2 separate regions of the Homo sapiens genome follow, and region 2 is linked to region 1. Evidence: chromatin contacts called from ENCODE Hi-C or POLR2A ChIA-PET data. All regions are on one chromosome and are shown on one strand. Each heading gives the region's core, a stretch centred on a gene start or an enhancer-like site at or near the end of the contact. The rest is flanking DNA. Distances are from core to core; before and after follow the strand shown. Region 1 overlaps WNT3 (Wnt family member 3). Region 2 holds the start of GOSR2 (golgi SNAP receptor complex member 2).

Evidence for each region. A loop is a pair of places that touch in the nucleus more often than their neighbours do. ChIA-PET counts read pairs that join two places held with the same protein, here RNA polymerase II (POLR2A). Pooled maps may share reads with other maps.
Region 2: a pooled map shows a loop between it and region 1 (5-fold over the local background). The contact joins the promoter of GOSR2 here to the enhancer-like site in region 1. A Hi-C loop is called at or near these places in 1 of 168 maps with a recorded cell type or tissue (HCT116) and 9 of 50 pooled maps. POLR2A ChIA-PET finds 5 or more read pairs at or near these places in 1 of 52 experiments (endothelial cell of umbilical vein).

The regions. Positions count from the first base shown.
Region 1 is chr17:46,769,816-46,772,445 of GRCh38, reverse strand. WNT3 (Wnt family member 3) reads left to right here. Exons shown (of 5, transcript NM_030753.5): 3 at 2,398-2,630. It also overlaps a transcript of LRRC37A2 not described here. Among named protein-coding and RNA genes, the nearest start is that of WNT3, 48 kb to the left of the region's middle. RefSeq lists an enhancer at 1-443. Within about 2 kb of position 1,250, at least 15 of the 41 ENCODE cell types and tissues checked have a DNase peak (open chromatin) inside an H3K27ac peak, as active enhancers do.
Region 2 is chr17:46,921,185-46,924,417 of GRCh38, reverse strand. GOSR2 (golgi SNAP receptor complex member 2) reads right to left here and starts at 1,258. Exons shown (of 6, transcript NM_004287.5): 1 at 1,197-1,258. The coding sequence starts at 1,225. GOSR2-DT (GOSR2 divergent transcript) reads left to right here and starts at 1,547. Exons shown (of 3, transcript NR_186460.1): 1 at 1,547-1,607. It also overlaps a transcript of LRRC37A2 not described here and the pseudogene RNU6ATAC3P. RefSeq lists an enhancer at 558-1,282.

The DNA.
Region 1 (2,630 bases), core at 1-2,500:
TCTAGACGCGCTCCCCAAAAGCGAGTCACCTCTGATCGCTCTTCCCGTCTCCGGCCAAGAGCCAGGGGAAAGCGGCTCTGGGAGCGCTACCCATTCACTCCGCGTTGAACGTTTTAAGTCACCACCGTAGGTTCTGGCACACGCCCCGGTCCCTAGATGGCCCGAGGACAGGTTTGGGTTGCGGGGGGAGGGGCGATGTGTGCCCGAGAGTTTGGGAATTTGCTGGCGGCGGCGAGGAGAGCATCCCGGAAGACGCCGCGAGCGCATACGCGCCCCGGTCGGTGCCCAGAGCCCGGACCTTGAACCCAGGTTCGCGCCCAGCTCCGGCCCCACGTTTGCACCCCGCCCCCGGCGAGTCCCCACACCACCGCCGCGTGGGCGGCCAAGGGTTAATCTCTGCCCCGCGCTTTGAGACCCGGGGCGCAGCGGGTCGGGCAGCCCGGGGCGCGCGTCTTCCGCGAGTCTGGGGGCGGCGGGGTCGGCGGCCGGAAGGGGCGAGGCGCGGCGGCGGCGCGGCGGGCCCGAGGCGCTTCCCCAGGCGGGGGCGGGGGCAGGGGCGGGGGCGGGCGCCGGAGGGGCCTGGGCGGCCTGAAAAGCGCCCGAGCACCGCCCCCCCACCGCGCGGCCGCCGCGCCATTCACACGCCCTCTGGCCATTCGGCGCGGCGCGGCGCGGCGCGGCGCGGGGGCGGGGGGCGCCGCTTCAATGGGGATTTCGCGGCCCGGCGCCGGGGCCGGGGGCGCGGCCCGGCCGCGGGAGCCGCCCGTTGCTACGCGGTGGCGGCCGGCCCGGCGGCCCGGGCCCGGCGGCCGCATTATGCGGGTAATGCGGTGTGACACCGCGCGAACAAAGGCGGATTGAGCGGCCCAGCGGGCCCCGCCGGACGGGGAAGGCACAGCGGGGCTGTCAGCGCCGCTCCCAGGCTAATCCCCGCCCCGCCCCCGCCGCCCCCGCGTTCCCGGGGCTGGGAACCCAGCGCGGCCCGGGGCCCGGGCGCCGCTGCCGCCGCGAGAGGCCGCAGGCCGGCCGGAAACGAGGGGCGCCCGCCCTGTGAACCCGCCCTCGGCCCCTCTTCCCCGAGGCGCCCCCAGGGCTGGGGCGTCTAGGATTGGGGCGAGTGAGCGGCGCGGCTGGGACCCCGAGGCCGGGAGCACAACTGGACGCGGGACGTCGGGCCCCCTTGCCGCCGTCCTCGGTCGGCCCTGGCAGCGCAGGCGCGGGGCGCGGGCGGGACCAGCTCTGCACTCTTCGCCCTCCCGTCGTTGGAAGTGGGACGGGCCCCTCTGTAGGTGGCGCAGGAGGGCGTGGGGGCCGCGGAGAGCGGCCGCGGGAGCCAAGAGGGGTCCCGGGCTTCCTTCTTGCAGCACTCGGCCCACAGCCCAGGAGGGGAGGCGGGCGCCTGGCTTCTAAATAAATTTGGTCACATTTATGACCAATTTTGCCGACTAGGCCGGCCCGGCGTTTCACAGCCTGTGTCAGGTGGCGAGTCACCTCCGGCTCCCGGGTCCTGCCATGAGGAGAGAGATGGTTGGGCTGCAGGTCTTGCAGGCCTTGGCCTCCCTAATCGTCAATGTCCACATCTATAAAATGAGTAAAACTTTCCATGTGAATGAAGCACATGCAGAGACGATGACCGTTGTGAGGAGGCTGGAGCACACCCTTGAGAGTCTCTCCTTTCCCTGCGCTGGACCCTGGGACAGAACCAGGGGAACTGCCCGGTGTCCCTACCCTTCTGGGAGGGAGTTGGCCGTGCCTGGGCGTGAGGGCAGGAGAATGGGGATGGGGAGACTGAGGCACGGGCCACTGCCCTCCTGGTGAGGGGCTCTAGGAGCGGAGGGAAGCCGTGTCCATTTTACAAAAAGGGCGACTGAGACCGAGAAAAGGAGAGGGGCCGTCCCTATGCATCCACGTGCGGAAGGGGTGGGCCTGGGCAGGTTTAGGCTGTAGATTCCCAGGCCTCCCTCCTTACAGACCTGGATCTCACTCAGGCGTGGGAGGGCTCAGGCCTGTGCAGGGTGGTCTCTGGACTTTGGGAAGGTGGAGGGCAGGGGGTGTGGGACCAGGACAGAAGTGGCTGCCTTATCTCTGCAGCAACCTGCCAGAGGTTTGGTGTCGGCGCCTGTTTCTAACAGGCACTGCTTTGCCCTGTGGCATTTGAGGTCCTGAGCTAATCAGCAGCCCAGGGCCTCAGTTTGCTCATCGGTGAAGTGGGAATACCCAACTGGGTCTAAACCAGCCAAAGAGGGTGGGGAAGCTGCCTCCCTCTTGCCTCAGGGCTGGTGAGCTCTTCAACTCTTCCTGGCCTCGTTCCCCTCACGTCCTGGCCTGGGAGGTGGAGGCAGGGCAGGCGCTCCCAGGCCGGGTCCTGAGTGCTGCCTCCCCACGACCTCCCCGCAGCCACCCGCGAGTCGGCCTTCGTTCACGCCATCGCCTCGGCCGGCGTGGCCTTCGCCGTCACCCGCTCCTGCGCCGAGGGCACCTCCACCATTTGCGGCTGTGACTCGCATCATAAGGGGCCGCCTGGCGAAGGCTGGAAGTGGGGCGGCTGCAGCGAGGACGCTGACTTCGGCGTGTTAGTGTCCAGGGAGTTCGCGGATGCGCGCGAGAACAGGCCGGACGCGCGCTCGGCC
Region 2 (3,233 bases), core at 9-2,508, 150 kb before region 1:
ATAGCAGTATTATTCTCAACAGCCCAATGGTGGAAACAACTCAAGTGTCCATCAACAGATGAATGGATAACAAAATGTGGTAGACACATAAAACGGAATATTATTCCGTCATAAAACAGAATGAAATTCTGGTAACAGGCTACAATATAGATGAACCCTGAAAACATTAAGTGAAATAAGCCAGATACAAAAGGACAAATTCTGTATGACTCCACTTATATTAAGTATCTAGAATAGGTAAACTCATAGAGAGAAGTAAAACAGAGGTTACTAGGTGTTCTGGAAGGAAGAAATGAAGTGCTACTGATTAACAGGCACACTGGGATGATGAAAAAGTTCTGGAAATGGATCGTAGTGATGTAAGTTGTGAATGTACTCAATGTCACTGAATTGTACACTTAAAAATTGTTAAAACAGTAAATCTTATGTTGTGTATATTTTACAATAAAAAATAAAAATCATAAAATTCCGTCCCTCCAAAACAGGGTAAAAATCATAATTCTGCCCCCCGCCCCCAAAAATAGGGTAAGTATGGCCCCATTAATACTCAACTACGTATCTCAGCAATTCCGAAAGTGCAGGACGATGCGAATAAAGGACACTACCAAGGAATTTAAGTTATGAGAAACTAAATTACAATTTGATTTTCTTAGCGATAACCTGTAACCAGATACGATTAACAAGTAATAATAGTGAATGCTACGTGGACAGCAATTTCTTTGTACCATAAAAATGTGGTCTTTAGTATAAATCGAATAAGAATACAAATACTTTCCCGTACGTGCCCTGACTCTCCAATTAAACAGTACACTCCTACGGCCAGGGGCCGTGTCTCCTACTCCGTGTCTCCTCTCGAGGTCTACCAACCAGGAGCACCGAGTTGACAAGTGCTGGACAAAGTTTTATAACCTGCAGGTGCCAGTTTCCCGTCACCCAGTCTACCCAGCAGGTAGTCACGAACTTGCAGACCCCAGGAGTCATCTGCCCCACGTCTCCAGGCCCCAGCCTGAACCCACTGTCTGTGGCTGACCTGGGAGTCCCGCCAAGGATTAAGCACTTCGGAGGCATCCCCAGCAGTGCCCTGGCGGAAAAACTCGGCCTCTACCCTGGCTGACGTCCGAGGCCTCAGCCCCAGAAGCCAGGCTCACCTGGCCTCGCCTCGTCTAGCCCCTGCCCGCTCCCCGACCGGCCCTCACTTGTGCGTTTGCTGGAACAGGGGATCCATGTCGCCGGCCCCGCAGGCCACGGCTCCGGCTCTGGCTTCCTCGGAACACGTCCTCACAGCCCCCCTTCCGGTTTCCGGCTTCCGGTCGCAGGACCCTCCCTCCCCTGCCGGCCAGGGCTGCCCGCACGCGCGCCTTACTAGCAGTGGTTGCGAGATCGGAGAAGGGGAAGGAGAAATGAGGCCGGCGACGGAAGGATAAGTGTAGTCACAGGCTCGGCTTCACGTGAAGGGCAAGGCGGTGTACATGTTCGCTGAAGGCTAGCCTCAGGATTCAGTCAGGCGTTAGGAAGGACAATCGCGGGATACTAACGAGAGGTCCTCAGAGCAAAGTTGAAGGCGAGCCGCTATCATCTGCTGTTCTCTGCCGCAGAGAGGACTGGAGGTTCTTGCTTGGCTTCACTTTAAACCATTTAATCGGGGGTCTGGAGATTTCGCTCTTCACTGTTTTTCCTGGCGCAAGCTTTTCCTGTTTCGCATTTGTCTACTCACTCTCCCGCCTATCTACCCCCCATTCCTATTTATCCATCCAGTAAACCTACATTGAATGAGTGGTTATTATGTGTCATGTGTAAAGTAGGGAAAACCGGGTTCCTCCTGCCCTCAAAGAGGTTCTGGTCTGGGAAAGGAAATAAGATATGTATACTCTCAAAAGACAAAATTACAAGAAATGTAGTTATAGATTTTTTTTCTTTATTTTATTATTTTTTATTATTATACTTTAAGTTCTAGGGTACATGTGCACAACGTGCAGGGTTGTTACATATGTATACATGTGCCATGTTGGTGTGCTGCACCCATTAACTCGTCATTTACATTAGGTATATCTCCTAATGCTATCCCTTCCCCCTCTCCCCACCCCACAACAGGCCCCGAAGTGTGATGTCCCCCTTCCTGTGTCCAAGTGTTCTCATCGTTCAGTTCCCACCTATGAGTGAGAACATGTAATGTTTGTTTTTTTGTCCTTGCGATAGTTTGCTGAGAATGTTGGTTTCCAGCTTCATCCGTGTCCCTACAAAGGACATGAACTCATCATTTTTTATGGCTGCATAGTATTCCATGGTGTATATATGCCACATTTTCTTAATCCAGTCTGTCATTGTTGGACATTTGGGTTGGTTCCAGGTCTTTGCTATTGTGAATAGTGCTGCAATAAACATACATGTAAATGTGTCTTTATAGCAGCATGATTTATAATCCTTTGGGTATATACCCAGTAATGGGATGGCTGGGTCAAATGGTATTTCTAGTTCTAGATCCCTGAGAAATCTCCACACTGTCTTCCACAATGGTTGAACCAGTTAACAGTCCCACCAACAGTGTAAAAGTGTTCTTATTTCTCCACATCCTCTCCAGCAGCTGTTGTTTCCTGACTTTTTAATGGTCGCCATTCTAACTGGTGTGAGATGGTATCTCATTGTGGTTTTGATTTGCATTTCTCTGATGGCCAGTGATGATGAGCATTTTTTCATGTGTCTGTTGGCTGCATAAATGTCTTCTTTTGAGAAGTGTCTGTTCATATCCTTCGCCCACTTGTTGATGGGGTTGTTTGTTTTTTTCTTGTAAATTTGTTTGAGTTCATTGTAGATTCTGGATATTAGCTCTTTGTCAGATGAGTAGATTGCAAAAATTTTCTCCCATTCTGTAGGTTGCCTGTTCACTCTGATGGTAGTTTCTTTTGCTGTGCAGAAGCTCTTTAGTTTAATTAGATCCCATTTGTCAATTTTGGCTTTCGTTGTCATTGCTTTTGGTGTTTTAGACATGAAGTCCTTGCCCATGCCTATGTCCTGAATGGTATTGCCTAGGTTTTCTTCTAGGGTTTTTATGGTTTTAGGTCTAACATGTAAGTCTTTAATCCATCTTGAATTGATTTTTGTATAAGGTGTAAGGAAGGGATCCAGTTTCAGCTTTCTACATATGGCTAGCTAGTTTTCCCAGCACCATTTCAAAAACGATGGTTAGATCCCACGAAGTAGGTGGTAATGCCTTAACCGTATGCGTGTTGTCAGGC